Regions from separate parts of the Homo sapiens genome. Here regions 1, 3 and 4 are each linked to region 2. The links are chromatin contacts, found by Hi-C or POLR2A ChIA-PET in ENCODE. All regions are on one chromosome and are shown on one strand. Each heading gives the region's core, a stretch centred on a gene start or an enhancer-like site at or near the end of the contact. The rest is flanking DNA. Distances are from core to core; before and after follow the strand shown. Region 1 holds the start of ENO1-AS1 (ENO1 antisense RNA 1). Region 2 holds the start of CTNNBIP1 (catenin beta interacting protein 1). Region 3 holds the start of MTOR (mechanistic target of rapamycin kinase). Region 4 holds the start of RERE (arginine-glutamic acid dipeptide repeats).

What was found. Hi-C counts contacts between places; a loop is a spot of excess contacts on that map. ChIA-PET counts read pairs that join two places held with the same protein, here RNA polymerase II (POLR2A). Pooled maps may share reads with other maps.
Region 1: a map of CD8-positive, alpha-beta T cell shows a loop between it and region 2 (10-fold over the local background). The contact joins the promoter of ENO1-AS1 here to the promoter of CTNNBIP1 in region 2. A Hi-C loop is called at or near these places in 3 of 168 maps with a recorded cell type or tissue (CD8-positive, alpha-beta T cell, naive thymus-derived CD4-positive, alpha-beta T cell and natural killer cell), 1 of 37 single-sample maps with no recorded cell type and 10 of 50 pooled maps. POLR2A ChIA-PET finds 5 or more read pairs at or near these places in 1 of 52 experiments (H1).
Region 3: a loop to region 2 is called in a map of CD8-positive, alpha-beta T cell, with 7 times the contacts of the local background. The contact joins the promoter of MTOR here to the promoter of CTNNBIP1 in region 2. A Hi-C loop is called at or near these places in 1 of 168 maps with a recorded cell type or tissue (CD8-positive, alpha-beta T cell), 2 of 37 single-sample maps with no recorded cell type and 10 of 50 pooled maps.
Region 4: a loop to region 2 is called in a pooled map, with 14 times the contacts of the local background. The contact joins the promoter of RERE here to the promoter of CTNNBIP1 in region 2. A Hi-C loop is called at or near these places in 4 of 50 pooled maps.

What each region holds. Positions count from the first base shown.
Region 1 is chr1:8,877,301-8,882,290 of GRCh38, forward strand. It overlaps ENO1-AS1 (ENO1 antisense RNA 1), which reads left to right and starts at 1,535. Exons shown (of 2, transcript NR_038351.1): 1 at 1,535-1,660; 2 at 2,265-2,585. ENO1 (enolase 1) reads right to left here and starts at 1,386. Exons shown (of 12, transcript NM_001428.5): 1 at 1,280-1,386. RefSeq lists enhancers at 223-815, 816-1,409, 1,410-2,001 and silencers at 760-879, 1,090-1,139, 1,860-2,109.
Region 2 is chr1:9,907,350-9,912,909 of GRCh38, forward strand. CTNNBIP1 (catenin beta interacting protein 1) reads right to left here and starts at 2,920. Exons shown (of 6, transcript NM_020248.3): 1 at 2,746-2,920. RefSeq lists silencers at 2,468-2,527, 2,698-2,757, 2,768-3,367 and enhancers at 3,515-4,188, 4,189-4,861.
Region 3 is chr1:11,260,896-11,265,917 of GRCh38, forward strand. It overlaps MTOR (mechanistic target of rapamycin kinase), which reads right to left and starts at 1,656. Exons shown (of 58, transcript NM_004958.4): 1 at 1,550-1,656. RefSeq lists a silencer at 1,374-1,423 and an enhancer at 1,844-2,003.
Region 4 is chr1:8,813,827-8,819,042 of GRCh38, forward strand. RERE (arginine-glutamic acid dipeptide repeats) reads right to left here and starts at 3,814. Exons shown (of 23, transcript NM_001042681.2): 1 at 3,334-3,814. RefSeq lists silencers at 224-518, 3,412-3,471, 3,722-4,021, 4,122-4,351 and an enhancer at 3,764-4,058.

The DNA.
Region 1 (4,990 bases), core at 285-2,784, 1.0 Mb before region 2:
GGTCTCTAACTCCCGACCTCAGGTGATCCTGAGGAGGCCCACCTCGGCATCCCAAAGTGCTCGGATTACAGGCGTGAGCCACCGCGCCCGGACCATTCACAGCTTTTTTAGCTGCCTGGATGGAACCCCGAATTAGGGACACGGTAAATGAATGGAGCAGTCAGGGCCCGGGTGGGCCTGAAAGGCAAGTGAAGCAATGGACCCTACCGCCCAGAGAAGCGCACAGAGCAGGGGAACATTGAACAGGAAGCTTTCTTAAAATACATCCTTCTTGGCCTAGCGCGGTGGCTCACGCCTGTAATCCCAGCACTTTGGGAGGCCGAGGCGGGCGGATCACCTGAGGTCGGGAGCTCAAGACCAGCCTGGCCAACATGGTGAAACACCGCCTCTACTAAAACAACAACAACAACAAAAAAAAAACAAAATTAGCCGGGCGTGGTGGCGCATGCCTGTAATCCCAGCTACTCGGGAGGCTGAGGTAGGAGAATCGCTTGAACCCAGGAGGCCGAGGTTGCGGTGAACCGAGATCCGAGATCGCGCAATTGCACTCCAGCCTGGGCAACAATAGCAAAACTCAAAAAAAAAAAAAAACCAAATCAGATCAGGCCCGATTTTTGGTGGCCAGCCGGGGAGCCGCTCTTGCCCAACTTGGGCGAGGTCGCCTGGAGGACTTGCCAATGATCTAACGGCTCTGCTGTAGGTTCCTCAAGAGGTGCCTTCTCGGAGTTAAATGAGTCACCGCTTACTAGGCAGAAGCGCGGGCCGCGAGCGCGGGCGAGAGGCGGGGGCTACCGGTGGGGGAGGGGGCCGCAGCCTCGTGGCCATCTCCACTATCGCCGCCCTCCTCCATTTTAGGAAGGGCCTGGCCTGAGTGGCCACCGCCGCTAAGTCTGCGTCTATCCCAAAAACCTTACACTTGGCTACGATGGAAAAGCAACTTCCACTCCCAACTCCCGCTGTGCTAAGCAGCTCGCGTGTGCAGCTCCCGACCTTCCCTGACAGTGACTCGGCCCCGCAGTCGGTAATCACGTGTTGATCTGCACTTTCCCCTCCAAAGAAATCGGGGGCCCAGCACGTGCGCCTGGCATTGCGCCCCCGCCCCGGGCCTCGGGGTGAGCGGGGGCGCCAGTTCCCACCCAGGGAGGCGGCTTGCACGTGCCCCCGACCCCGCCACGCTGGGCCTGCGGGCGCGCCGCCTCCCTCGGAGGGAAAAGAGCCCCACAAGCCCAGAAAAGCCCTGCGCCGCCTGCCCGTTGCTCAGCCCTTCCCCAATCATTACCTAGCCACTGGGTCTCGTCGCCTAGGAGAGGAAGCGGAGGGTGCTGCAGACACCGAGGTGAACGTAAAGCCGGCGAGATCTCCGTGCTCCGGGTACCCACAGATACTGTCCGCGCCGCCCGCGCCGACTTCCTGCCTAGCTAAGGCGAGCCCCACCCACTTCCCGCCTCCGGGGCACGCCCCCTCAGCTCCGCCTCGCCATTCGTCGGGAGAGCCGTCACTCATTCCCTCACCTCCCGGAAAGGGGTGGGACTGCGACGGCTGCAGTAGCGTGGAAAGGGGGGTGACGTCCCGCGGACTTGAGGCGGGCAGATCTGGGGGGCCCCGACTCCCCAGCGGCCCTGTAGTGGTGCGGGCGAAACTCTGGCCCCAGATAGGACCGGTGAGCCGAACTGGGGTGTGCGGAGCCGGGGCTCCGGGGGATGGCCCGGGGCGGCGTGGCGGGCATGAGAGCTCGGGGCTCCGTCACGTACTCCGAGTCCCGCACGCACTCAGCGTCGCTCTGGGGCCCCACGTCCGGCCCTCGACCTTGCTGACAACTTTGGCGGCCCGGGCCTGCCGCGGCCCTCCTGCCCCGCCCCTCCTGCCTCGCGCCGCGATCCGAGAGACCCCGTTGGCGTCGAGTCGTTGAGAGGCTGCGCGCCTCGGCCCCACTCCGGGGTTGGGGCGCTGGCCCCGCCGCAGCGCTGCGTGTCCGGGGCCACGTGCGCCGCCTGCGCCTGCGCGCTGCCCTCCAGCCGCGCCCGTCTGGCCGGGCTCCGCCTGGCACCCGCCAAGGTGACCCTGTCCCTTTCTCCTTGCTGCGGTGAGAATCAGGCCGAGACAGCCAAAGGAAGGTTCACTTTCCTTTAATTCTACCTCATACTTTTTGAGTGCCTTCTAGGTGTCCGGCGCGCCCCCACGTGCTTCCCCAGTGTTAATTCATTCTCTCTCTAGTCCATGTCATGTTGCCTCTCAAATTTTACATCCCTCTCATTCCCATCTAGGGAACTAGATCAAACCTACCTGGATTCTTGTGAACCATTCATGTGAATTATTTGGAACTGGAATTTCACACAGACCCGGGGAATTTCTCAAAGTTCAAGACGGGTCATATTCCGTGGAATACGGAAGGAGTTGGAGTGATTTCACTTTTCTGATCAAGAACTGATAGCCATTAAAACTCAGCTCCGCAATATATCCCCCCACTCCAAGGGAGGGCTGAGATGATCACTTCGTTTTCTGTTACGGCTACTTTTATATTTTTCAACATTACTGCTGGTCTGTAAGAGAACTAAAACATCTGATTTTCCTCATTTCCTTGTAAAGAGGTGTTCAAATATGTACTTGAATTTAATTATTTCTTCTGGTCAGCTGCAAAACCTGCTTTTCTTCCTTAACCCCTAGCATTTTTATCCTCTTAGCTACAGACAGGTTTCCATGGCGTTGGTTAAAAATTAAGGCCTATTGAGACCATAGTATTTGCTTTCCAGTGAGTAAGAAGCAAGAACTTTAGGATTAAATTCAGCAAAAAGAAAAAAAAAAAGAGTAAAATTTTGCAAGCAGAGTTTGTGATTTCACCAGCAACACACTAACGTTTTTGGCTACTGAAAACCACTATCCCCAGCCCCATGACTCAGCAGCTAAATCAACAGCCAACATCTCCTACTGGTAAGGACTCTAAGAAATCAGGCACTTGGTACTCTCAGAGCAATTCTAAGGCGTGGCCCTGAAAGGGCTCCAAACAATCTTATTTTACATAAAAATGGTTAGAGAGATAAAGATACTCTGCTGTGGCCAGAACCAGTAAATCTAGCAGGAAATCAGAGGCCGAACATGATCCCGGACTGCTGCCGTTGCAAGATTCTTGGAGGCTGCAGCGCCACATTCTGAGCCAGCACTTCGACCTCACATTGTAGCTAAAATGTTAATGATTACTAGAGATGTCCTGAAATCTTTTTCAAAATTCACAGGCTGCCAAATGCCCTCCCTGTTTCCATAGCTCCTTAGGCTTTGTTAGCAGGCTGTGGGGTTCACATTTGCTTGTAGTCAGCACAACGGCATTGCATTTAGTTATTATTTCTCACTTGCTGTAAGCTTGTTGAGAAGTTTTATTGGTGGTGGGCAGGTGGGGAATAACTGTCCAAAGCTATCAGAATACCACACCTTGAAGCACTGTAGGTAACACATGCATGGTGTCTGCAGGTGGCCGGGATCAAGGGAGAGTGAATCTGCTACGACCTGTAACTCGCTTGGATTACTGATTCTCCCTGTGATACGTGTGTAAAAATCACTGGTCAGCTTGAGAAAGGGATCTTTGTGAAAGAGGGTCTCCAGCCAGATAGGGAACTTCAGGGTTGGATAAGGAGCTCTGGGGAGGTAAGATACCAGATGAGTGCAGAAGGGGATGTAGCTGGATGGTCCCTCCTCATAACAGATCATGAGGTTTTGGTATTCATCACTCAGTATTTCACGTACACCAGAGACTACATAAAGCGTATATAAATCTCTGTGTACCCACATCCCGCTTAAGAAATGGAACACCATGCTGGGCGCGGTGGCTCACGCCTGTCATCCCAGCACTTTGGGAGGCCGAGGCGGGCGGATGACGAGGTCAGGAGTTCCAAGACTAGCCTGACCAACATGGTGAAACCCCGTCTCTACTAAAAATATAAAAATCAGCTGGGCTTGGTGGCAGGCGCCTGTAGTCCCAGTTACTCAGGAGGCTGAGGCAGGAGAACCACTTGAACCCGGGAGGCGGAGCTTGCAGTGAGCCGAGATCACGCCACTGCACTCCAGCCTGGATGACAGAGCGAGACACCGTCTCCAAAAAAAAAAAAAAAAAAAAAGAAAGAAAGAAAGAAATGGAACCCTAGAGTCCAGGCTTAGTGGCTCACATCAGTACTCCCAGCACTTAGGGAGGCTGAGGCAGGAGGATTGCTTGAGCCCAGGAGTTCCAGAACAGCAGAACAGCCTGGGCAACATGGAGGAGACCCCAGTCTCTGTAAAAACTAAAAAATTAGGCAGATGTGGCACATGCCTGTAGTCCTATCCCAGCTGCTTGGGAGACTCGGGTGGGAGTGTCACTTGAGCCCAGGAGGTTAAGATTACAATGAGCTATGATTGTACCAGTGCACTCCAGCCTGGGAGATAAAGACCTGTCTCAAAGGAAGAAATGGGGCCGGACATGGTGGCTCACCCCTATAATCCCATCACTTTGGGAGGCTGAGGGGGGTGGATCACCTGAGGTCAGGAGTTTGAGACCAGCCTGGCCAACATGGTGAAACCCCATCTCGACTAAAAATACAAAAAATTAGCCAGGTGTGGTGGCACATGCCTGTAATCCCAGCTACTCAGGAGGCTAAGGCAAGAGAATTGCTTGAACCCAAGAGGCAGAGGTTGCAGTGAGCCAAGATCATGCCATTGCACTCCAGCCTGGGCAACAAGAGTTAAAAAAAGAAAAGAAATGGAAAGTTAAAAAAAAAAAAGAAAAAAGAAATGGAGGCCGGGTGCGGTGGCTCATGCCTGTAATCCCAGCACTTTGGGAGGTTAAGGCGGGTGGATGACCTGAGGTCAGGAGTTCAAGACCAGCCTGGCCAACATGGTGAAACCCCATCTCTACCAAAAATACAAAGATTAGCCGGGTGTGGTGGTACATGCCTGTACTCCCAGCTGCTCGGGAGGCTGAGGCAGGAGAATCATTTGAACCCGGGAGGCGGAGGTTGCAATGAGC
Region 2 (5,560 bases), core at 1,670-4,169:
TAGTAGAGACGGGTTTTCACCATGTTGCCCAGGCTGGTCTTGAGCTCCTGACCTCAGGTGATCCGCCCGCCTTGGCCTCCTAAAATGTTGGCATATACAGGGGTGAGCCACTGCACCTGGCCTCATTCTCATTAATAGCTCAAGTTTGTGGCCACTGAAACATTCTCCTACCTACCATGAGAACAGGCCCAATTTCCTGGTGCAACATCTTCCAACAGTGGCAGTAATGTTCCCATTTAAACAATACAACCGGATGTGGGAATGAAACCCAGTGTATTATGCCCTCCTCCACCTCTAACTGGTTTTTAAACCCACAAACCCTCTCCAATCAAGGAGGCGGGGACCTGTTCTGTGAGCACGTTGTTATGGGACATCTAACTCTCAGTCTCCAAAGTTTTGCTTTGCAGCTCTCCCAGAGGGAACAGACTGATTCCACCTCTTCGTTTCCACTGCCACTGCCCCGATCCCTCAAGCCACCATCATCTCTTGCCAGGCAGCTGCAATAGTCTGTCTCATAACTGGTATTCCTGCCTCCACCTTTGCTCCTTAGAATCCAGTCTCTACACAGTGGCCAGAACAATCTTTTGGAACAAATCAGACTTTATTCTTTCTCTGCTTAAAACCCTCCAATGGCCTCTAACTGTTCTTGGAATAAAATCCAAACTCTTTATTACGACCTACAAAATCTTTGTTTTGATCTACAGGTTCTTTTTCTCCACCCCCGCCCAAGACGGAGTTTTGCTCTGTTGCCCAGGCTGGAGTGCAGTGGCGCAATCTCGGCTCACCGCAACCTCCGCCTCCCAGGTTCAGGAAATTCTCCTGCCTCAGCCTCCCAAGTAGCTGGGACTACAGGCATGCACCACCACGCTCAGCTAATTTTTGTATTTTTAGTAGAGACAGGGTTTCACCATGTTGGTCAGGATGGTCTCGAACTCCTGACCTCGTGATCTGCCCGCCTTGGCCTCCCAAAGTGCTGGGATTACAGGCATGAACCACTGAGTCCGCCCTGATCCACAGATTCTTTTTTTTTTTTTTTTTTTTTGAGACGGAGTCTCGCTCTGTCGCCCAGACTGGAGTGCAGTGGCGTGACCTCGGCTCACTGCAAGTTCCACCTCCCGGGTTCACGCCATTCTCCTGCCTCAGCCTCTCCGAGTAGCTGGGACTACAGGTGCCCACCACCACGCCCAGCTAATTTTTTGTATTTGTAGTAGATATGGGGTTTCACCGTGGTCTCGATCTCCTAACCTCGTGATCCGCCCGCCTCGGCCTCCCAAAGTGCTGGGACTACAAGCGTGAGCCACCGCGCCCGGCCACAGATTCTTATATGTAATCTGGCCCCTCTCCATCTTCATAGCACTTACCACTACTGAAATTATTTTGTCCACTTGTTTGTTTACTCACTTATTGTCTGACTTTCCTCCTCTTTAAAATGTCATCTCTGAGGAGGGCAGAAACCGTGTCTGTCTTCACCACTAAAGCCCCAGTACTTGGAACGGTGCCTGGCACATAGTAAATGCTCACTACTGAATGAATGAATCTCCATCCCATAGAGGTGATTTGTATTTACAAGGGAGGACCACGAACTCCCCCAGCAAACCGTGAATGACACATTGGCATTTAACAGCCCGCACCTTTATTTATGATCCAAAGTCCTACTTTAAATCTGAGGAAGCTGCTGGTATCTCTGGACATTTTAATGGCACAAGAGATCAGTTATCACTTGGGGACACACTCCAGGAACTGGAGCCCAGTGGTTGTAGCAGGGAGCTAAGAGCCAAGGCTCCTGCGAACAGAACTTCAAGACAAACCATGACTTGCCTCCAGGTCCCTTACCCACACACCCTGTACCTCAATTTACCCAGCAGTTGGCCAGACATGTTCCTCTCAGTTCTGTGAGTGACAGGAGACAAAATAATTCACAGCTGGAGCATACTGAGATCCTCAGACAGGAGGTGGTGCAAGCCACACGTCTCATTATTCATAAAACTCTTGATTTGCGGCCAACACGGCCCCCGCCGCCTTCCCAGGGGCTAACCTGACAACAGGCACTGCTCAGACAAGTTCAGCTCACAAGGCAGAGGGAGGGATGGAGGGCCTAGCAGAGGCTGGGTGTCCAGACCTGAGTGTCTCGGTTACCAGGTTCCAAAAAAAGGAAGGTGGTTGGGGTGGGGTGATGAAAAGGAGGTGAGAGGTGCAGTTTGGGGCTCCAGGTGGTTAATTTTGCAGGTTCGTGCATACACGCCCGCCATCCAGGTGAGATATGTGCCCCCACCAGGTACCTTCCAGGAAGGCTCACCGGGGAGGGGTGGAATCGGGAGACGACAGTTCAATCAAACTACAGAGGGAGGAAGGGCGGCCCAGCGTTTAGTTTGGGGAAATATGGAGAGTAAGAGTCTCAGAGTGGGCGCAGGTGAGGGAAGAGGCAGGGGCCCAGAGGTCGGGAGGGCGGACGGGCGATGACAGGCACCCGGACGCGGTGAGGTGAGCAACAAGGTGGGCGGCGCGGACACCTGTGGAGGCGACCCCCGGGCGAAGAGTCAGGGAGGCGGGAGGTGGTCTGCGGCGAGAGGCGGCCAGGCCCAGACCAGGGCGCCGCGCCGCTGGGGCAGTCAGGGGTCCGAGCGGGGTCGGGGGCGCTCTCCGCGGCCCCTCCCCGGCAGACAAAGGGCTGGCCGCTCCCCCAAGCCCCGGCGCGGCGCGGCGCGGGCCCGGGCGGTGCAGGCGCGGCCCGGCCTCGGCGCTTACCTGGGCCGCCCGACCCGGCCGGGCCGGCAGGGGCAGCGGGTCCGGCGCGCAGCGCGCGGCGGCCTGTTCCGGGGCGTGCTCAGCCCGAGCAGCCGCTGCGGCGGCGGCAGTAGCAGCAGCAGGAGCGGCCGCCTCAGCCTCCGCCTCCCGCTCCGAGAGTCACCGCGGTGGGGAGGGAGGGAGGCGCCAGGCCGCCGGGGGAGGGACCGGCGGAGGGGGCGGCATCTGGCTCCGCGCGGGCTGCTGAGGCGCGGCGGCGGCAACGCCCCGGAGGGAGGCGGGCGCGTGGGGCCGGGCGCCGGGGCGGGGCCTGCGGGCGGGGCGGGGCCCGGGGCCGCGAATTGGTTAACTCAGCCTGTGGGCGGGGCTGCGCGGTGCGGGGCGGGGCCTTGTGGCGCATGTGAACGCTCATTGGGCCCTCCTGGAAGGGGGCGAGACCAGCGACATAGGGACGGGGCCATGCGGTGGGCGGGTGGAACACGGCGCCGGTAGTGAGTGGCCGAGTCCGCGCTGAGAGCAAAGGGGAGGAGCGGGCCGGGGGTGAGCAGGGAAGGCGGGTTGGGCGCGAGGAGGAGGCGGTGGCCTGGAGGAGGAGCCGGGTAAGGCTGAAGCTGGCGCTGCGGTAAAGCCACTCTGCGTGTCCCTATCTGCTCCAGGAGCACAGTGTTCCGGAAAAATAATGGCCTCTCCCACACACCGGTCTGTGTTTAAAAACGGGAGCAACAAGACGGGGCAGAATCCTTGGTGAGGCCAGTTTACCCAGAACCCCGGAAAATTCTGAAATGGACGAGGTTGCAGAACATTTAGAGGCGTGGTCTTCCTGCGTCGTTGAGCTGGGAACGTTGCTACCTCTGAGCTTGGGGCCTAACCTGGGATTAACCTAGCCCAGAGAGCCCAGGGATGGGCCTCCGTAGGTCCATTAAACTCAGAAGGTCGTGTGTACTGGTAGTGAGTGGATTTTTCGGGGGAAGGGTGCCCATGATTAAAATGTTTCTACAGAAAGTCTGGCTGTATTTGGAGAGGGTACAGGGAGAAGCAGCCCATTTTAGGTAAAATGCAAATTGCTTTTAACATCCGCCTTCCTTTTAAAGGGACCTGTATCTTTAAGTGTGGTCTCATTTTCAGCAGTTTAAATTATCAGTTACACAGTGTGACACTAACCCCAGTTCAGAAGCCCTCCTACCCTACTCCTCCCACAGCCTTTCTTTTTACACCTTTTCTGTACCATCCTCTTCCACTCCACATTTCTTCCCCTTCCCTATGCAAAAAGAATACGAAGTCCTTTTTTGTTTGTTCGTTTATAATATAATATCCACATTACTCTTTACTCATTTGGGGGGTTTTTTTGTTTTTGAGAGGGAGTCTCGCTCTGTCGCCCAGGCTCAGGTGCAGTGGCGCGATCTTGGCTCACCGCAACCTCCGCTTCCCGGGTTCAAGCGATTCTCCTGCCTCAGCCTCCTGAGTAGATGGGATTACCGGCATGCGCCCCGGCTAATTTTTGTATTTTTAGTAGAGACGGGTTTTCTCTATGTTGGCCAGGCTGGTCTCCAACTTCTGACCCCAAGTGGTCTGCCCGCCTCGGCCTCCCAAAATGCTAGGATTACAGGCCTGAGACACCGCACCCGGCCTGCTCACACTTTTTCATACTTAATAGGTCCCCGGCCGGGCGCAGTGGCTCATGCCTGTAATCTCAGCACTTTGGGAGGCCAAGGCAGACAGATCACCTGAGGTCGGGAGTTGGAGACCAGCCTGACCAACATGAAGAAACCCCGTCTCTACTAAAAATACAAAAATTAGCCGGGCGTGGTGGCGCATGCCTGTAATCCCAGCTACTCAGGAGACTGAGGCAGGAAAATCGCTTGAACCCGGGAGGCGAGGGTGCAGTGAGCCGAGATTGCGCCATTGCACTCCAGCCTGGGCAACAAGAGCGAAACTCTGTCTGAAAAAAAAAAAAAAAAAAAAATTGGTCCCCAAGTGGGTTTCTCCTACAGTGTCCCCACCTTCAGTAACTGGCACCACTCTCTACCCAGTTGCTTACACCAGACACTTAAATTGTACCGTTGACACCACTCTTTCCTTTATTCTTCATTTCCAGTCCATGTTGTTTCCAATTCTAAATGGTGTCCTTAATCTCTCCACCTCCTACCATCTCTACCCCTCTTTCCCAGTTTAACCTGCCACCAGCTATCACCTTGACTCCTGCAATAACCCTTCAAGCAGTCTCTCCTTTAGGCTCTCCTTACGCCCCCATTCACTGCCCACACAGCAACTAAAGGAAACTTCTTAAAATCTTGTCAGACCTGCGCTATTCAACGACTTCTCTTCATTTTCACGAGGAAGTTCAAAGTCCTTAGTGTGGCAACAAGGCCTTACAGGATCTGGCTACAGCCTGATCTTGAACCACTTTTGCCAACTGGGCTCTAGCCACATATGGGCCTTGTGCCTGTTCCTTGATCACAGGGAGCTCTTTTGTGCTTCAGGTCTTCTGATTGCGCTGTTCCCTTGGCCTCAATGGCTCTTTTCCGATTTCTCCCCACTTCACCTGCCTGAATACTTGGTCTACTTCCGGGAGACCTCTTAATGGATGCTAGCCCTAGTCCCACAGCATGGCTATAAACTCCAGGAGGGCAAGGACCATGCCACCAAGCACAATACCTGTATCCACAAATATTACTGCAGGAACAAACTGAATGTGTAAATACTCCATCCAGGACTTTCCCTTCCATCGGCCGGCCAGCCACTCCTACTCCCCGCCTCCGACCCCCAGGGCTATCAGCCTTCTCCTCCTTACTCTTCTCTCACTGCATTTATGGTT
Region 3 (5,022 bases), core at 406-2,905, 1.4 Mb after region 2:
TCTCCTGCCTCAGCTTCCCGAGTAGCTGGGACTACAGATGTGCAGCACCACGCCTGGCTAATTTTTGTGTGTTTTTAGTAGAGATGGGGTTTTATTATGTTGGCCAGGCTGGTCTCAAATTCCTGACCTCAGGTGATCTGCCCGCCTTGGCCTCCCAAAGTGCTGGGATTACAGGTGTGAGCCACCATGCCCGGCCTGGACTAGTCACATTTCAAGTGCTCCACAGCCACATGTGGCTGGTGGTTCTTGTACTGAACAACGCAGTTCTACAGGGGACTAGCTCTTCAAATGTAAGCTAAAAGAAAGTAATTAGTTCCTGGCCGGGTTTGGGAGGCCGAGGCGGGCGGATCACGAGGTCAGGAAATCGAGACCATCCTGGCCAACACGGTGAAATCCCGCCTCTACTAAAAATACAAAAAAAAAAAAAAATTAGCCGTATGGTGGCGGGCGCCTGTAGTCCCAGCTACTCGGGAGGCTGAGGCAGGAGAATGGCGGGAACCCGGGAGGCGGAGCTTGCAGTGAGCAGAGATCGAGCCACTGCACTCCAGCCTGGGCGACAGAGCGAAACTCCGTCTCAAAACAAAACAAAAAACACCAATTAGTTCCTGAGCTCATTCCCTCATTCCTCAATTATGCCCACACTGCCATGGGTGTAACATACACCTATCCCAAGTATGTTCAGCTTATGCTACAAAACCAATTTCTCAAAATTCTTATTTTTGAAAGAATTTGTAAGGCACAGAGGAAAAACCTGGGAATAATTGGTTTTGTAAAGCTTTCAAATACTCCACTGCCAAGAAGAAGACTGCAGAAAGAAATGTCATCCTTTAGGGGAGAAGAAACTTAAGAATCCCTGCTAAGAAAACTACTCCAGTTTGTGTGTATGTGTGTGCGTCCGAAAGGGGGGAAGGTGGCTGGCAAGGGATTTCTATTCTCAGGAAAGAACCAGTGTATCTTTATATGATCTGAGGCCCACAGGCCATCTGCTCCAGACTGAATTCAATTAAACTTAGGATATCTGAAGTCAAATATCCTAATGGTGTTGATAGGGCTTAAGGAAGTTAAGATTGGATGGGGGAAACAGGGATGGGGCTGGGGGAGAGGGAGAGAAGATGTACCCCAACGATGTAACCAAGCTCAGTTTCGGGGACTGGATCTCTGAGAGGTGTCCACAGTGGAGGACAAGGGGCTGACACGGACGCTAGTGTTCCCTGGGGCAGAGATACACAATTTTTATACGTGGCTCAAAAGAAAGGGTGGCTGTGACAGGCAAAAGACCCAAAGGGCAATACCAGAGCTGATGGGCCGGCCTTCGGGCGGACGTACCGCGGGCCGAAGGGTCCAGGGGTCTCTTGGGGGTCCCGGGGAGGTGGGCGTTGCCTCGAGGGGTGGGAGTCAAGGCCTCAGACGGTGCCCAGGTCGTGGGGCCGGCAATGTGGGGACCCCACGTCCCAGACGGGCGGCTTCCCCTGGCCCCCCCACGGGCAGGCTGGCCGTGGGTCTGGACATTACGCCGCCCTAGAGGGGTCGTGCCAGGCCCTAGACTCACCGCGCGGCTTCGGCCAAGGCCTCAGCTGCCGCCGCCAGCACCGGTACCGCCGCTTCAGGCCCCCTGCCCCACCGCCCGCCTTCCCCGCTGTCCTCTAAGCCGGGAGCGAGGGAAGGAGGGTTCCCAGCCCTGAGGACCAATCGACAGGTATAGGGAGAAGATGGACTGAAAAACAGGCCAATAGTAATGAAGAAGAGAAGCTTCAGGACCCGGCTTCTCCAGGGGGCGGGGACTGTTCAAATAGACAAACCACGCGGCCAGTGGCAGGTGAAAACAGGCTTGGGTCCACTCGGGAGAACCAATCGGTCGTGAGTTCACCTCAGTCACTTCCACTCACACATCCGGTACGGCGCTGCTAGGATTCCCTTCTGCATCCGGGCTGTGAACTCAAGGAGTCCGGTGTCTGGGTATCTCCGGATCGCAGCGAGAGCGGCTAGCAGAGGTTCGCGACCCCTCCCGGTGTAATTCTGAGAGGAGAATGTGAGCGATGCCGGTGCCCAGGAATTACTGCATCAAAAGACGTTTCGGGCTAGCGCTCTTTATGGATCCTGTGATATCTCTTTTGTTACAATTAATAAGCATTTGAAAATGTTTTTAATTAGATTCTCTAACTTTCCCAAAATTATCCAACTCAGGATCACTCCAGAGAAACCATAGCCAAGTTTTAACCAAAAGAGCTAGTCATAAATAAAAATTTTCAAAGCAACATTATTTTTTAAAAATCCTTTCAAAAAATCAATAGCTGGCCCGGCGCGGTGGCTCACGCCCATAATTCCAGCACTTTGGGAGACCGAGGCAGGCGGATCACCGTAGGTCAGGAGTCGAGACCAGCCTGGTCAACATGGTGAAATTCCCCCACCCGCACCCCCCGTCTCTACTGAAAATACAAAAATTAGCTGGGCATGGTGGCTCACGCCTGTAATCCCAGATACTCGGGAGGCTGAGGCACGAGTATCGCCTGAACCCGGGAGGTGAAGGTTGCATGCACCGAGATCGTGCCACTGCACTCTAGCCTGGGCAACAGAGCAAGCTCCGTCTCAATACATACATACACACACACACACACACACACACACACACACACACACACAACCAAAGAAAATAAATAACTGCTGGTCACGGTGGCCCACGCACTTTGGGAGGCCAAAGCAGGAGGATCGCTTGAGGCCAGGAGTTCCAGACCAGCCTGGGCAACATAGCGAGACGATGTCTCTACAGATTAAAAAAAAAAAAATCAACAGCAAAAGTGGATTTGACTACATTTTTTTTTAATCACAGTGCTATTTGTCATAGTAAACACTGAAAATTCCTAAATATTTCAAAGTAGGAGTCCAATAAAATATGATGCATTCGTTTGGGCGCGGTGGCTCACACCTGTAATCCCAGCACTTTGGGAGGCCGAGGCGGGCGGATCATGAGGTCAGGAGTTTGAGACCAGCTTGACCAACATAGTGAAACCCCGTCTTTACTAAAAATACAAAAAAAAAAAAAAAAAGGTAGGCGTGGTGGCAGGTGCCTGTAATGCCAGCTACTCAGGAGGCTGAGATAGGAAAATCCCTTGAAGCCAGCAGGCGGAGGTTGCAGTGAGCCGAGATCGCGCCACTGCGCTCCAGCTGGGGTGACAGTGCGAGACTCCATCTCAAAAAAAAAAAAAAAAAAAAAAAAAGATGCATTCATAATAAGAAAAATACATAGCCATTAATAATTATAATTTAGAGCCTAGCATGGTGGCTCATCCCTGGAATCCCAGCACTTTGGGAGGCCGAGGCAGGATTGCTTGAGGCCAGGAGTTCCAGACCAGCCTGAGCAACATAGTGAGACCCTTGTCTCTACAAAAGAAATTTAAAAATTAGCTGTGTGTGGTAGCACATGCCTGTAGTCCCAGCTACTTGGAAGGCTGAGGCACGAGAATCACTTGAGTCTATGACTTCAAGGTTGCAGTCATCTGTGATCTCCACTGCACTGCAGCCTGGGCAGCAGAGAAAGATCCTGTCTCAAATAATAATAATAACAATAAATAGTGGTAATTAGATGAATATTTGCTAAGAAGGAAAAGGTTCACAACTAGTTTAAAAATTACAAGTTGTGCAACAATGTAAGTATAATACAACCATTTACAAAAATATTTATGCATTTCTTATATGTCTCTGTTTACATGGGGGAAATGTGCACAACTAAGATGTAATTTGGGAAAGACACACTTTTTTTCTTTATACATTATCAATTACTTATGTAATAAAAACAAGTGAAGGTAGAAGAAATGAGTTTTCAGAAGGTCTAAACTGCCAAATTAAAGATAGTTGGGCTGGGTGCGGTGGCTCACACCTGTAATCCCAGCACTTTGGGAGGCCAAAGCAGGAAGATTGCATGAGCCCAGGCATTTGAGACCAGCCTGGGCAACATAGTGAGACTCCATCTCAAATAAATAAATAAATAAACAAATAAAGATGTCAATATTCCGTGGCTAACAAAATGCTTTGTTTGGCAGGGTTTTTGTTGTTGTTGTTGTTATTGTTAATATCTATGATATTGGCCAGGCACAGTGACCCAACACTTTGGGAGGCTGAGGCAGGTGGATTGTTTGAGCCCACCTGGGCAACATGGTGAAACCTCATCTCTACAAAAAATGCAAAAAATTAGTTGGTGTGGTGGCATGCACCTGTGGTCCCAGCTACTTAAGAGGTTGAGGTGGGAGGATCACTTGAGCCCAGGAGGTCAAGGCTGCAGTGAGCTGTGATCTCACCACTGCACCACTGCATTCCATCCTGAGTTGACAGAGTGAGACACTGTCTCAAAAAAAAAAAATTATATATATATATATATAAATATATATATATATATAATTGCTCCTTTTTTTTGAGACAGAATCTTACTCTGTCACCCAGGCTGGAGTGCAGGGGAGCCATCTCACCTCACTGCAACCTCTGCCTCCCAGGTTTAAGCGATTCTCTTGCCTCAGCCTCTCGAGTAATAATGGCTACTTTAGATTTAGCCTCTTTTCATTGCTCCTGTGAGATAAGTATTCCTCTAAATTTTACATTTTCACTGATGTTCAATTTTTTTTTTTTTTTTTTTTTTTAGATGGAGTCTCGTTCTGGTACCCAGGCAGGAGTGCAGTGGCGCAATCTCGGCTCACTACAACCACCGCCTCCTGGGTTCAAGTGATTCTCGTGCCTCAGCCTCCTGAGTAGCTGGGATTACAGGCACCTGCCACCACACCCAGCTAATTTTTGTATTTTTAGTAGAGACAGGGTTTCGCCATGTTGGCCAGGCTGGTCTTGAACTCCTGACCTCAGGTGATCCGCCTGCTTCAGCCTCCCAAAGTGCTGGGATTACAGGCGTGAGCCATTGTGCCTGGCCCAACATCTATATTTTTATCATTAAAAGCTTCTAATATGCAATATAGTCGCTATTCAAATCTCAAAATAAACAAGTTACATTTATCATGAAAAGTCTTGCTCCACCCTTGCCCC
Region 4 (5,216 bases), core at 2,564-5,063, 1.1 Mb before region 2:
CTGGTCTCGAACTCCTGACCTCAAGTGGTCCACTCGCCTTGGCCTCCCAAAGTGCTGGGATTACAGGCGTGAGCCACCGCACTAGGCCTTACTGTCCTATTTTTTAAAAGCTTTTTCGACTGACCAGTAAATCAAAGTTGAAAAGGTAACTGGTACATTTTATTTCTTGATTTGGATTACCTTTTTGTTGTGAATTGGTTCTCAGTTCTAGTTTCCTTGTGACAAAACACTGATGGAGAATATATTGAACTGAAATCCCCTGAATCCATTCCCACTGAGAAAATAATACATTTGAACTGTTCACATTTCATTGTAAAAGATACACAACTTTAGAGATTACTCTTGAAGTTTTGAAAGTAAAGTGAATCAGAAGTCACATTCCTAGAAGCAGTCAGTCTGGAACAGATGTTTATCCTACACACCCAGTCCCCTTTACCACTGCAAACCTCTCTAATAGTTCATTACATTAGAACAACTGAGATGGGCCAGGATTTGTGAAAATAAAAATCCTTTGAGACATTTATTAAGCAGATTATCTCTGAAACTGCACCTTAGTTTACAAGCCTTTGGGCAACAATTTGACCCTCTTCTATGATAATTTGTGTACACACTCATTTCACATTTTCTCTGGCTTCCAATTTTAAATTCTTTATCTAATCCATACAATAAGTCACCCTATCAGACTTTATAAGACTACTGAAAACAACACTACTGCAATGCAAGGCCACTACATTTGCAAAATTGCCGATTTTAGTGAGATTTCCCTCCTTCAACTCCTCCTCTACCCCTCTACCTGGTTTAAATCCCAAGAAAAACCTCTGTCCAGTGCTACAATTTTACTTTCCATAGAGTAGGTTTATTTGATTTTTTATTAATGATACTAAAAACTTTTTTAAAAGACTGCTGGTGTATATAGTTTCCAATACTGGGAACAGAAATAAACCCTCTGGTTTAATATTTCAAGAGAAATTATCTCATAAAAGATGAGAAGGTATCATTCAAAGGAGTCCTGGGAAGTCACAAAGTGTAAATACTTCTGGTAACAGAACAAATTAATGTCGAAGCACAACCAGTAACATAATAATGCCTCAATGCAACCGTGCCTGTCAAAGGACATCTGTATTAGCAGCTCGGGGAAGTGGCATTTGCAGAAAGGCACAACAACTGCGCTTAAAAGAAAATCATTAAGCCTCAGCCATTAATCCCCTCCCCCATCCTCTTCGTCTGGATCTTTCCAAACAATTAACCAGTAGAAGGTGCTATTCTGCAACCCACATGTATTCACACCAACCTCCATCCTTGGGCCACAGCTGGGTTTATCCCAGGTGGACTAGCCTATTCCCTGTCCAGTATTCAAAGGAGCCCCCTAAACAGAAAACCAGATCTTTTCTTATAACCCTTATTTACAAAAACAACATTGACAGCTCAATTGCCAGCAAACCTGACCATCAAACCATCACACCACTAAAAACATGCAAACATCATCTTGCTAAATATTAACCTCAATACAACCTTTATAATATTAATCAATAAAATCTATTTCTATCTAGAAAGACTCTGCTCACATTCACTACTAAGACTCAAGTGAACAAATCACTGTCCCCAACAAAATCAGGGTCAATGAGAAATACAAAAGCAATGAGAGCTGAACGTAAGGCCACAACATATAAAGAGGGATTTTATCTTTACATATACAAAAAAGAAAGAGCAGCAGAAACCACGGCTGCAAAAGGAATAAAGGGAGGCAGAGAGAAGAGAAGTCTCTGAACATGTTTTTGAGTGTCCTTTAGTTTCCAATGCACTCTTCTGCCTCACAAGGTTGCAAAAACGGCCAGGCATGAGATGGGTGGAAGAAAGCTGTAACAGAAAAGCACCCTCCCTTCCCCCATCTTCTCTCTTCTCTCCCAAAAAGAGCTGTGTTTGTCTGTGCAAACCTAGTCCCAAATATGGGAGAGAGAGAATGAATGTGTGTATGGAAGAACAATGAGCCCTCAGCTTGGTATTGTGTGTGTGTGTATGTGTGTGTGTGTGTGTGTATATGTGTGTCTGTCTGCCTCTGCCTCTTTTCCCTTCGACCTCAACAACAACAGGGAGAGCTGGAAGCCAGCTTTCCACCCATCCCAGGCCATCAAAATCAAAACTGGTTGATAATTTACAGTAGTATTAACTCAGCAAGCAAATCCATGGAACAAAATATCAACCCAAAGATGATTTTATTATTGTACAGATCCAGCTTCTCTCCCCTCCCCCAACAGACTGAGACTAAAAAGACCAGTGTACACTAGACAAAAAGGTCTCTCTTTAAATGGAAAGCAATTATGAAAACTGTTTCAAATCTTAGATGCATCAATTCCTGCTATATTAAAATGTCTATTTTGTAATTCACCAAGTTCACCCTCTTACTAGTTATCTTTTTTTGCGTTTAAAAATTCGCTGTGAAGAAGGCTATTTCACGATTCATACAAAACTACTTTCTAAATGTACCTTAAAAAAGCAACAGATACTGAAACATTTAAAGCACCCAGTTTCTCAAGGACCCATTTTACTTAAATCAATGTTTGAAGTCTGTAATCCAGAAAAATTGTAAGCAAACCTTGGAAAAGAGACAGAGGAAAATGACAATTCAACAATGAATCATTCTGTTTTCCTTTCAACAACTTCTCAAGCAACCAGTTTCAAAGGAAGCCTGCAACACTTTTCCCCCCTCCTAGCAGACACACATACACACGTGTATGTAAAACTACGAATCTTTCCATCATCTTAAAAATTAGTAATAAATAGAAGCCACCCTCCTTCAGAGAGCAGAACTAAAACAGGATAGTAAGAATTCTATTCTGCTGCAAGTGACTTTGGGTTTCATAATTTTCTAATCACATACAGCTGAGAACTAGAGATTGGGAGCACAAAGAGGAAATCTTCCCCCAATGAGAAAATGATACTTTAATAATAAAGTCCTCCCCCCAGCACCCCGAAATCCACAAACATTCAAGAAATTTACAGTTTCAGTCCTTGACTTCCTTCCCTTCCAGTTTCAGCCAATAATGTAGTCACATGAAATAGTTTAACCTCAAACAAGTAGAACAAGAGCATGAATAAGAGGCCAAGAGAGAGCAGGGGTCAGAAGGCACGCAGGAACGGTCACCTGGCCCGGACAGGACCAAAGAAGTGCCCTGCCCTCGCCCGACTCCCCTCGACTTCGGCTTCGACCCCAGCCTTTTCTTCCTGCCTCCCCCCGGGCGAGTGACTGCTTTCACGGCCGACCCTCTCTGACCACCAGGACGAGGGGCCAAAAAAGAAAGCACACGACCCGGCGCGGGCAAGTTGGACACTTACCTTCCCCTAAAGCGCTACACCATCAATAGTGAGGTGTTCGCGGCCCAGCTCCGGGGAAAGTGGCGGGGATGGGGCGGGAGGCCGCGCGGAGGCTGCGGGGCCGCGGGGCGCAGGGCCGAGAGGGGCGGCCCGCGGGGAGGCGACGCGGAGGGGCTGAGGGGGCTTCCCTGCCGTGACCTTTCCTGCGACTTGAACCTAGGCTCCCTCCTCCTCGGTCGGGCAGATCTTTCAGAAGCAGGAGCCCAGGATCATGTCTGGTTTTGTTTTCCGAGGGCGAGGGGGCTCCCTGAGGATGATGGTGATTTTTTTTTTTTTTTAATCCTCAACTAGGAGAGAAAATGAGGCAGAGACAATGTGGGGAGCGAGAGAGGGGAAAAGGACGGGGGAGGAGGCGGGGACCGAGGCCCAGCGGGGCGAGCGTCTCGGGGTGTGCGGGAGGCTGAGGAGGCTCCGGAGCGCGGAGGGTTGCTCGCGAGCGTCTGTGGGAACAGCGGCACCTCCGCGATGGTGGCGGAGCCGCGGCGGAGCTGCTGCACCGACCCGCCGCCCACTCCCCGCTCGGGCCCGGCCCACCTCGCAGTATCGCGCCCCTCCATTGGTACAGCGCGGTGTGACGCGGCCGGGGGCCCGGCCAATGGGAGGCGGAGGAGGCGGGATCTCTTTTTCCTTTTTTTTTTTTTTTTTTTTTTTTTTTTAATCTTTTTAATAAAATGAGCAGAGAAGAAGGCGGAGAGAGGCCGAGCCTTGACAACGCCGCGGCCCGGGGCTCGAGGGCTCGCGCTGCAGGCGGCGGCCAGAGGCGGTGGGCTGGGCTCCCGCCGCGGGCGCGTCTTTGTGAGAGTGCGAGGCCGGCCCTCCTCCGCCGCCCGCCGCGCTCCAGTACCGCCCCCCGCGCCCCCCGGGCTGGGCCGGGCTGGCGGCGCGGGCAGGTCCCGGGTGGGGTGGGGGGAAGTCCGGTTGATCTTGCTGTTACCCGGGTCTTAATTGGCCTTTTCAGTCATTAGGACGCGGATCCATGTTGCTGCGGGCTACAGAGTGGGTGTAAACCATTCTCATATGGACTCTTTCGAAATTCTGATGAGCGGCTTGTAATATTTTTCAAATAGTGTACATGACAAAAGATGAATTACAGAAAGAAAAATAAAAGTGATAAGTCGCACTGCTTATTTGAAAAGAATAAAAAGTGTCATGAAGGCATAAAGGAGAGACTGTACAGGTACAGAAGGGATTTTAGAAAGAGCAGTGTACAACTCTATAAGGTACGTGTGAAAAAAAATCTAAAAAGAGGAAAAGACCAAACATCACCTCTTTTTCTTTGAAGAATGAAGTATTGTGTCCCACTTCCCGAAAGCCTGATAATCACAGGGTCTATCATGCTGTAAAGGGAGTAGGGGCAGGCCAAATGATCATATTCTAGTTCATATAATTTATGGGATTGAGGGGTTTGGAAATTTCAATTATGATTAGCAGTTTTTGAAATGCACATCATGTTTATTGAGTTCTTTCACAGAGCCTGGCACGAATCCAGGGTGAATCATCAACCTATTGTTGGTTTGTTAATATTCTGTAAATGCTTATTGGTGTCCTTATACCATACACTCTTCCCGAAGGAGTTAAGGTCCGTATAAAATAAGGGGTAGAAAACGTAGCACAAAATAATTCACTCATCTGTTTCAAAAGAAGTGATAATTTTCTCCTTGGAAAATCTATTCAGATTATAATTTCCACATTGAATTATTCATTTTTTTTTTTTTTCTGAGAGGGAGTTTCACTCTTGTTGCCCAGGCTGGAGTGCAATGGCGCGATCTCGGCTCACCGCCACCTCCGCCTCCTCAGTTCAAGCGATTCTCCTGCCTCAGCTTCCCGAGTAGCTGAGATTACAG